Linked DNA regions of Homo sapiens: region 1 is linked to region 2. Evidence: chromatin contacts called from ENCODE Hi-C or POLR2A ChIA-PET data. All regions are on one chromosome and are shown on one strand. Each heading gives the region's core, a stretch centred on a gene start or an enhancer-like site at or near the end of the contact. The rest is flanking DNA. Distances are from core to core; before and after follow the strand shown.

Region 1 (5,580 bases), core at 658-3,157, 75 kb after region 2:
GATTTCTCCCCTTCGAAATAATTGCAAACAAGATTAAAACTGTATTCAGGAAGTATTCCAGCTGGCTTTTGGCTTCCTCTGATGTACAGTCCTTGAATAAAGCAGTAGCAAAAATTAGATTTAAATAAGGAACATAAAAACACCTCGCTACTTGTACCAGATCACCTCAAGGTCCTGCTATGTTTGAAACCCCAAGGCCTAGCATTAGAGTAACTGAATACATCAGCCAGCTAGAGTATATACAAGTTATGAAATAAAAAAACTTTAATAATAAAAAATAACCTATTTTAAAGGGATTTCTCATAGTGCCTCTGAGTACTTTAGAGCCAGGCATCTGGAACAAAATAGAAACACAGTCCAATCAACTCCCAAGTTGGAAAAATCCTCATTTCTATTACTTACCTGCCAACAGTCCATCTAAATAAAACCACACAGCCACATATTCCTCTGATGAAGGAGACAAAAAAATATTGATCCTTCCTTGGCATGTGGCTACTGCTGCCAGAGCAGGAGGGAAGAAAGACAATCTGAGGATCCTGCCTGTTTAAAGCACCAGCCCCACCAATCTTAATTTTCACAACAGGGTCTTTCTGGTTCCAGGCAATTCCTCAGCAGAGCAGGACGCAGGTTATTGGGCTACGATATTTCACACAGAACCATGATTAGTTCTGCTTTGCCCCAGTATTATCATAATTATCCAATATTTCCAGGGTGTATCTTTTTTCCCCGTGTTTTAAATCTTTCTAATTACCTATAATGCACCCCAATGTATACAGCTCCAAATATTGGTAGAGAGCTTCACATGCATTTTTATAAGCTAGTCCTCAGAATATGACCAAATGAGAAGACTGCGACCTCTAATAGACACCTCAACTTGTTCAGCATTGTGCACCAAGGCATAGCTCTAGTGGCTGCTTAAACAAGACAATGTATACTAATTCTGGGAAATGCGCTAGAAAGTATTGGGATATAACAGATCTTAGACACCATCTCTGTCCTTGAGGAATTGAGAATCTTGGGGTCAAGCTAAGGCCATACTATGGATTTTTTTTTTAAGGGCACTAAAATATAAAGTACCACATATACACTATTTATTAATAAACAAGAATAAAGATCACCCAAGCAAAACATTCCCTGTGAAAGACAGCCTTAGAAACAGTCACAAGCCTAACTCACAATGACATTTTAGTGGGGACTTTTCTACCCTTGGACTTATTAAAAAACTGTATGAGCTGCTATTTGTCAGAAGTGAATATCTGTTGAGAATGTACAGTTTCTGATTTATTCTCTCATTGTTCAGTACCCAGAGGGCTGCTTTTGCCCAATAAGGCTGAGAGGAGATCCAGACAGCTCATCCAGAGAGCCCCGGCACTCACAATGTTCCCTGCTGCACCTTTCAACCTTTTCACCCCAATTAAAGGTCAACATGGCTGCTCAAAAATATTTATTTAAAAAGGCAGTCAGCTCAGCGGGCTCCCAAGTGTGATTACACTACCACTTCATAGAATTCAATTAAACCCGGGACGGGGCATCGGCGAATCACTGGAGGAGTATGAAGTTGAGATGTTTTCTGCTTTCTCGAGATGTTTTCTGCTTTCTCTTAAAAAAAAAAAAAGCTTCCTTTTCCCGCCCGTCATTTATTTACTTCCCAGAGCGCTATCACAGACACACACACACGCGTTTATAATCTCCCCCAAGTAGTTCATGGATTTATGGCTCCCGGTTTAATTAAATTCCGTATAACGACTATCCAAATGGGCAGCACGCGGCACAGCGAACCCCCGCCAGCCTGCGCGTCAGCTCAGAGGCGGAGACCCGCGAGCGCTCACCCTCGGCGCGGGACTAAGGGAACCCACCTGAGCCTCACGCCGCCAACGCCTCTGCTTCCGCCCTGCGCCGGGCACTTCCGCCCGCACCCACCAGGCGCCGGCCCCAGGCCCCGCACTTCCGCCCCACGCCGGCAGCACTGCCGCTGGGCGTTCTATCTCAGGTGGTGTCCCGTCTACGCTCTCAAGGGTGGCCGCGCCTGAACCTTTACTCGTGAAGAGTGACACACAAACCAAGGCCAAACTAAAAAACAAAATACGGAAAAGTGACCCCGCATGTTTGGGAACCATTTAATAAGAGGCCTCAGGTGCGGGAGCCAACTTTTTGAGGCTGCGGAGTCCGAGCCATTTTAACCGCTCTGCATGCATCCATTCTTTCGTTAATTTAATATTTACTGCCTCCTCCACTAGGTCTTGGCTGAACTAGGTTATGGGGAATGCGATGAGCAAAACTGGCAGCCGTACCCTCCCGCAAACTGAAAATCGTGTGAGAAAGCAGATATTAGGAAATTATCCCTTATTAAATAGGCCATGGGTTTATTCAGCTAAGTGCTTTGCAGGGAAGGAATATGAGAAAAGACCTGAGTGGGATCTCGTTGAAGAGGTAGCTTTGGGGCTGGGATCTGAAGGGCGTGGGTTGGGGACAGAGCTCTGCAGGCTGGGGGAAGGGTCTGGTGGAGGATGTGCAGTATGGGTTGTATGCGGAAGACTGACGAGTATGGCTGAGACTTAGAGGGAATGGGGAAGAGAGGTGGAAACAGGCTAGAGAGGGTAAGCGAGAGTCTGGCCATGCAGGGCCTTTCAGGTTTGTGCTAAGGGTAGCCGGGGGGCATTTCTGTTTTATGTGGGAAGGGGATTGAACTGATTGCTTTTCCCTTCTGAAAGGACCCCTTAGCTTTGGGAAGTAGATGGGAAGGGTTTAGGATAGGCAAGAGTAGAACAAGCAGGGAGGTGAGGAAGCTACTGAGCATTCCAGGTTCTAGGTGTGGTGGCTTGAATGGTGGTACAGTAAATAATGAGAAAATGATGGATAATAATTATAGTAATACTCAAAGCTAACATTTATTGATTGCTCACCAAAAGCTTTATACTCATTAGTCTGTTTAATCCTGAGAACAATGCAATTAAGTATTACTAGTACCATTTTACAGATGAAGTAATGGAGGTTTAATAACTTGCTCAAGTTCTCACAGTTACAAAACGGTAGATTTGGAATTCCATCTCATGCTGTCTGACGCCTTAAGCTTACCACTATAAATTCAATGTGTACTCAGTGGTTTTAAAAAAGATACAAAGCAAACCAAGGTCAGGAATGAATTCTTTAAACAAACCACACTGATTATGTGATGTCGCTAGAGGCCACATTAAGATAGTAGAATTTACAAGTTCTTTGTCACTTCAGCATTTTCTGATAGGCTAAAGAGGGAATTTTGTGACTGTCAACAGACTACCTATAGTTATTTTTGAGTTGATGCACTCTGATAAGACTTAGTTTTTCTGGAAAAAAAAAAGTCAATTGATAAAGCACAGTCCACCTAACAGTTGCTGATAGGATACCTTTAAAGAAGGAATCTGGGATCTAGTTATAAACACCTTGGTGGGGCATGAGTATCTTAGATATTGTGGAGTGACAGAAAAGCTTACTAGAAATGTAACTCCAGATCAGCTTCCAAATCTTATTTATTGTTGGAAAACAAAGGTTTATAAAATCACTTGGACTTATGAAACCTGATTTCACCCACTGAAGGAAAAGAATGGATTCAACCAAGGCCAACAATGAAGGCTTTTAGCACTGGTTATGAGTAAATTTCTCTAAGGAGCCAAAAGTTCATAAATTTTCAGAATTTGAGTTTAATCAGTAAGAATTTCTTGGGTTTGTAAGTGATAGCGGAAGACCTGGAGCCTCCACATTATTGTTTTGGTTAGAGGGAGTCCTGTCGAATGTCTAGGAATCCCTGAGAACTCACTATGGTTGATACCCTCTTTGGGAGTGCCTGGCTGACTGCCATGAGCTCAGAGGACCAGTTTAGCCTCTAGGTCCAGGGCCTACAGTGCTGGGGAAGGGAGCTCTGCTTGGGAAAATATCTGGAGTCTGGCCAGGAAAAATGTCTACAAAACCAAAAAAGAAAAAAAAGGACACTCATAGCAAAATTAATGAACATTTATTAAATGATCACAAAATTGAACACTGTGTCAGCTTCATTAATGGATGGGTTTAGCATTTATAACAACTTCATTACATTGGAAAACAATTTTTAGATGAGATGCTCTCACCAAGTGAGAGTTCCTGAGTATATGTGATGAGTGTAGAGAAATTATATTTTAACTTTTAGCCACATAATTTCACAAGCAAAATTTTAAAAATCCTTTTATAGAAAAATTATTAAGTGTGAAATGTATATACCTTTTAATATGTTTCAAATGATGTGAGTGTTTTAAGAATATGAAGGCCTTAAGACAGTTCTGGATCTTGTACAATTTTGTTCATTCAAAACATGCTTGTCGCCGGGCATGATGGCTCACACCTGTAATCCCACCATTTGGGAGGCCGAGGTGGGCGGATTACCTGAGGTCAGGAGTTCGAGACCATCCTGGCCAATGTGGTGAAACCCTTTCTCTACTAAAAATACAAAAATTAGCTGGGTGTGGTAGTGGGCACCTGTAGTCCCAGCTATTCAGGAGGTTGAGGCTGGAGAATTGCTTGAACCCGGGAAGCGGAGGTTGCAGTGAGCTGAGACTCCATCCTGGGCAACAAGAGCGAAACTACGTCTCCAAAACAAAACAAAACAAAAAAATGAACAAACAAACAAAATAACATGCTTGTCATTAGGCATTTGACTTGCATGTCCTCCTCTAGGTCTGGACTGCAATTCTAGGCTATGCGCTACCAATCTGGATAGGACTGATGCAGGGATATCTGTGTGCTAGAATGTTCAGAACTCAACTGGGTTGAGTTTTTCAATGGTCATCTCTGAGGCAGAAGCCTGGTGTAGAGAAAGCCTGCTGTCACAGTCTGATCTGTAACTCCTGACATAACTCCAAAGGTACTTTAGAGGACACATGACCTATTCTTCCAGAGATGACCTGGAGCCAGGCTTCCCTCTTAAGGCCTCTGAAAGGTGGCCTGTGTGGGTGTGGAGGGAGGCATCTTCACTCCTGTCCTCTTAGCTTTGCCTCTGGCAGGAATAAAGAAGTGGGCTTTGATGTCAATATGTTCCCTTCAGAATGCCTTAGAAAAATAATGTATGTCTTGGCAAGTAGTGACTGTCATGCCAGCTCTGTTTTACAGTAATTTGGCTGTGTGTTGCCACTCAAAGAACGTGCAATTTGAACTTTGACTAGGAGGGACAGTCTCAGTAATTGCCACAATTAGGTGATGCGATTGTTTTGGTGGAGGTATTCAGAAACTTGGTAGGTTTTCTTTCCTGGTGTATTTCTGGACTTTATAGTGAGCATATTTATCTCATGAGTCGCCCATCCTCAGGTCTGCAAACTCTGCAGGAAATGAACTCTAAGGGCCAGATATTGTGTTATGTTTAAGGTCATGGAGAAAAACAGTGGCAACCTCCCAAAGAAAAGACAGGCTTCTGAGTCTGGGATGTGCTGGGTCAGTGGGGTCACTGTTGACTCCCCCAAGGCCAACCATTACAGGAAACAGAATTATAAGCCCGACCCACCAGGGGAGAATGAATCTCAAAAGCCTGATTCCTATGTCCCCATTGACATTTTAAAAACTCTGCTCTTCTGCCAGACA
Region 2 (5,251 bases), core at 1,584-4,083:
CCTGGGTATTCAAAGATTTTTGTTTAACTTTCCATTTGATGTCATGACCATTATGTACTGTCTCCACTTTGAATGTCTGTGACTTGCAACTAAGTTTTATTTTTCCCTGTTTTTCTCCCAATAAACAAATCAGCCAAACATTTATTAAGAATTCACTAAATGGAAATGAATGCTAAGGGCAGGAAGAATGAGAAACTCAAACCCAGCCTTTTGGCATTCTACTAGACCTACTCAGATAACTCGAATGGAAGGCAATGTGTGATGTGTTATAAACACAGGCATAAATACACTGCTAAGGCAGTAAGAGGGAGAGGAAATTGGAACAATCTGGGAAGGTGGAATTTAAGCTGGGTCCTTGAAAGATGAATAAGAGGTGAGACTCCAGACATTCCAGGCTTAGGGACAATTTTGCACACTTTTGAGTGCAGATTTGTTAAAATCAGTGAACATCAGCTGGCATCCTGGAGCCTGAAAGCCACGAGTATTTGAAAATATTTTTGAATTTCAATGTCTTCAGGCCTCAGGTCTCTCCTTTTCTCCATGAGTCCCACTGTACCTCTAAAGTTATAGAGGAAAGAGCAGGAGAGGAAAGAGCAGGAAAGTTATAGAGGAAAGAGCAGGAGAGAAAGTGCTCCAAATGTTGCAGCACAGTCAGGATGCATGGAGAACAGAACCAGTTATCTGATTTGGCAATTAAGGAATCATTAAGCAGCTTTGATAGGAAAAATGTTAGTAGATAGTGGGCAAGAGATCCAGATGCAAATAGGTTGGTGAGTCACTTGTACTTGCTATAGCTTCACATATTTAGTCTCCCACTTTGTGTTGTCCATTAAAGCATTTCAGCTGGGTCCCTGGTTTAAATGTATTGCTTGTGGGCAATCATAGGGTTAGCAAGAGTTGACTGCAAGGAAGGAAAAAAAAAAAAAGAAAGGGAGAAGAGGGCACACTGGTGGCAGGCTTTAAGAGGGGTTGCAGCTCTTCTTCAGTGGGGATATGGATCTAGGATCTTTAATCCCTTTGAGGAGTGGTATTAGCAAAAAGCACTAATAAGGAATGCAGGAGAACCATCAGTGTAATATTATCGTTACCGAGAAAACTGGAAATCACCTAAATGTTCATCAACAGGGAACTGATTAAATCAATAATTGATTATTTATACAATGGGGTACAACAACGCAAGTAAGAAAAAAAATAAGCGTGAAGAGATAGAAAGATCTCTAGGATAAATTATTTAAAAATCAGAGCGCAGAAGAGTATATGTAATAGGCTCCCATTTATGTTCGCATATATATACAAACTTCTAGGAGGGTGCATACAAACTGTTAACATTTGTTATATCTGGGGAGTGAAAAATGAGGATAAGAGAAAGCAAAAATTTTACTTTTGAATTTATACCCTTAACAAATAGTTAAAAGCAACTCATATGATGACAATGAGTAAGTATTAAAGAATACTTACAGTACTTCCCAGGGCTGACCTGAAATTTAGTATGAGGACAAGCAACTACTGTTATAAAAGGACCAATAGATACCAGATGTTAAATTTAACAACTATTAAATCATTTAATTTAGTAAGTGGTTACTGAGTAGGTTACTGTCCAATCCTTAAGCAGCTGTCAATAGAGTACACGGACAAGTTAATACAAAGAGAAAGGTAACAGATATGATGTGAATGCATGGGAAAGCCAGGTAGTCAGAGAAGACTTCTTGGTGGAGGTGGGGATTAGGGTTTGGATGGGTGAAGCAGAAGAAACACAGAAAGAGCAACAGAATGAGAAGACAAGAAAAAACATGGTGGGCTTTTCAACGGACATGGAAGGGAAGTCAATTTGGTGAGGACTTGTCTCAAAAGGGATGGCAGAATGCTGCCTGAGGGAGGCTGGACCCCCTTACCAGGTAGAACTTCCTCTCTAATCCATAGGCTTTCGATCTCTCCCTATCACTGATACCCCAAGGTCGAAAGGACTGGGTCCTCAGGCCAGTCTGTCCTGTAGATTCACATCTTGTTTCTAATAGAAACAGTAGAATCATCTATTCAGTTATTTTTCTAAATTCCAGTTTACTCAAAATGACTGCATACTTAATTTTTTTGATAAGGCTATGCTTTTCTGCAAATCTCTTCCCCCCTTAAAATTACATTAGATAAATAATAATTCTCATTGCCCATTTGGTACACCTGGTCAACCTAGGCTTGCCTGCTACCACTATTGGGGAATTAACCATTTGTGCTATAGTATTAATATAGCAAAGAAACATAGCCGGTTGTTTTGGAGAATGACTATATTAAGCCTATTGACTGTTTATCACTAGAAAGAAAATATTGAAGCACTTTTATTACAGAAGTCCATTGGAGGCTATAGGCAGTCTAAGAACAACTGAGGAAATATTAAGAGAAAAAAGAGAATATTACCCTATCACTAAAAACTCTCCTGGCTGGAATCATAAAACAATCTGTTCAATGGCAGGAAATAATATATCTCACAACATGGGAAATCTTGGGTCTTGGAGAACTTTTATCTTTTATTTTGTCACAAGTAAATTAGAAAACTCCATGTACAAGGGGAAGAGAGGATTATGAAAATACAAAGGCAGTGTCCAAGTGGCCCATGTGGCAGTGGGTGAGCTGTACAACCAGGAATCAGCCAGGACCATCTGCTGATCAGTAAACAGAAAGTGCTGACTTATGGTGGACCAGAATTCTGCTCTAGTAGCTAAGAATAAAACACCAAGTTCCTGGTCCCTTTTCAAAGCACTCATTGGCTTTCTTCAAGTTGGAGAATATGCTCCAGCTTGGATCAAGAGTGAAACTGGAGAAGCTACACAAGATGGGCATTTGGCCTTTCACCAACATGCTTGTTCCTTGACTTGGCTCTCAGCAAACCCCATGCAAACATTCAGCATTTCACGGCTGAGGCCACACACAGAAGCCATCAGGTGGAGACAGCTGCAAATGTACTTTCTCACACTCACGCTGGGGAGAACAGGCAGGGAGGTGGGGTAAGGGAAGGTCAGGAGCAGGGTAAGAAGGAGGCCACCTCATGAATGTTTTAAAATCCTTCCCAGGTAGCCCACAGATGTTTCTGTGGCTACCAACCTGAGAAAAGCCATCTTTTAAACAGCAGAAATCTCACTCGTTCCCCTGTCCCACTCTCTCCCTGTCAATCCCCAGGACATGCCACAATAAGTTGAGAAGCTGTAAAGATCTGTGGTAAAAAGAAAAAGCTCCAATATGTCTGTGGATGTTACCTAAAGAAGCCCCGAAGTCAAGGAACAAAGTAAAAAACTGTGACTAAGAGTTGGAAAAAATATTACTACATGCCACAAGACATTAGGAGGAAAGTATGTGTGCCAAAAATCCAGAGAGGCTCCCAGAAAGTTCCCTCTCAGCAACCCCTCTCAAGGAGAACCAACTTATTGTACTTTACACATAATTGCTTTTCAGGTCTGCCTCACAAATAATTCCTTGGTGAATACCTAAGTCAGCAAAACAACAGGAATTTTTATACTGATCCTATAATACTGGCAGGGTGGTGAGCTGCAGGGCTCAGTTGGGGCAAACACATAAAAAATTGCCAACTTGCATAAGAAGTTTTTATCTAATGTAGATGATGCAGAAAATGTGTCCATTTTCTTCCTTTTTCCAGATGGCAGACTTTTTTTTCTTACACAATACCCATTTGTATGGCAATTATGCCCAGACCAGCTTTCAATGAGTCCATTAGAGCCGGCCAGTCCAACACAACTTCCTGCACAGCCTGTCCCTTGGGGACATGGATTCTGTTCACAGGGCAAAGACCTGGATGGCTTGACCCAGCTCCCGTTCCTCCAAGCTCTAGACTTCATCATTGTTCTCTCAGGCTACTCTCTCCCTGACCTTCAGATTTGACCCTCGTTGTTCTATTTCTAGGCCTAAATTTACCTTCCCTCCATTACAGCTTCACCAGCCAATCCAGTTGCATTGCAGTAATGTCTCTCAGCTGACTTGGTCGCTGGTATTCTGGCACCTGGCCACTTTAGGGGGGCAGAGAGATATATTTTCAAAACATGCTATTTGTTACCAGATGGTCAACTCCTCTACCAATCAAATACACATCATTTATTTGTTCAACAAACAATGAACACCGATTATTATAAGACTGTTAGTGCTGAAGGTACATCAAATAAGATACTGTCATCCTCAGAGCACTCAGCCATTACTAATGTACCACACTGGATAGAAATCAGCTACCCCATTGAATCCATATTATGGAAACAAAGCAAAATCATACTAATACTTCAGAGTCATTCTAAACTTTATAGCTTTCCAGTAGCTTTTCTACTAGTGAGACTCTGACTTAAGGTTATTAATATTAGAATATATATTACATAGAATATATATTATTCTATAAAGTACATTAGAATATATAAGATCATTAATATTAGAATATATAATATAGAATATATATTATTCTGTAAAGTATATTAATGATCTTAAGTCAGAGTCTCAAGAGCAGATTGAAAGAGATCCTTCATATCATTTAACCAACCTTCGTTTGCTATCTCTAGCCCCCTCCCTTTTAGCATGGCTCCCTGCTAATCAACCTCCCTCTCCCTGTAGCCTCAATAAAAATCTTTTGGAAACATGTTTCTCAGATCTTTTTGAAAAAAAAATGCCTGTTCTCACACTCTGCCTCTTGATGCTAGAAGAAATAGAAGTTTAGGGCACAAAGTGATGTGACAGATCAGATCTATGTTGGACAGTTCAGTGGGCCTAGCGTGGCTAAGTTATTCGGTCACTGAGTTAGATGGCAGCAGAGCCAAGGGGGTTCGAGGTCCCTCTATGATCCCTTACACCCCCAGATAAACCCAACAGTACCAAGTCACCCCAAAGGAAGGAGTAACAAGTGGGACCAGGGAGAACCAGATGCTGCTGAAACAATCTTCACTCCACAGACTCACTAAAGCTAGCAAAGAACACCTGATAACCCATCCAGCTTTACATTACCAACAGGGCAGAATGAAAGGAACTGCAACTGCCTTTGAGCAAAGGTGGTGATCATTCATGACTCTTGAGTTTGCCCTTTTATTTTTATTTTTATTTATTTATTTATTTTTTGAGACAGAGTCTTGCACTGTTGCCCAGGCTGGAGTGCAGTGGCGCTATCTCGGCTCACTGCAAGCTCCACCTCCCGAGTAGCTGGGACTACAGGCGCCCGCCACCACGCCCGGCTAATTTTTTGTAGTTTTAGTAGAGACGGGGTTTCACCGTGTTA

What was found. A loop is a pair of places that touch in the nucleus more often than their neighbours do. ChIA-PET counts read pairs that join two places held with the same protein, here RNA polymerase II (POLR2A). Pooled maps may share reads with other maps.
Region 1: a loop to region 2 is called in a pooled map, with 2.6 times the contacts of the local background. The contact joins the promoter of C5orf63 here to the enhancer-like site in region 2. A Hi-C loop is called at or near these places in 3 of 168 maps with a recorded cell type or tissue (B cell, Calu3 and Panc1), 1 of 37 single-sample maps with no recorded cell type and 7 of 50 pooled maps. POLR2A ChIA-PET finds 5 or more read pairs at or near these places in 1 of 52 experiments (K562).

Annotation. Positions count from the first base shown.
Region 1 is chr5:127,071,595-127,077,174 of GRCh38, forward strand. It overlaps C5orf63 (chromosome 5 open reading frame 63), which reads right to left and starts at 1,908. Exons shown (of 5, transcript NM_001164478.2): 1 at 1,857-1,908; 2 at 1-91. RefSeq lists a silencer at 1,765-1,984 and an enhancer at 5,190-5,580.
Region 2 is chr5:126,995,623-127,000,873 of GRCh38, forward strand. The region is part of intron 1 of MARCHF3 (membrane associated ring-CH-type finger 3); the gene reads right to left. Among named protein-coding and RNA genes, the nearest start is that of MARCHF3, 32 kb to the right of the region's middle. Within about 2 kb of position 2,834, at least 5 of the 41 ENCODE cell types and tissues checked have a DNase peak (open chromatin) inside an H3K27ac peak, as active enhancers do; they include B cell, where a contact is called at or near this core.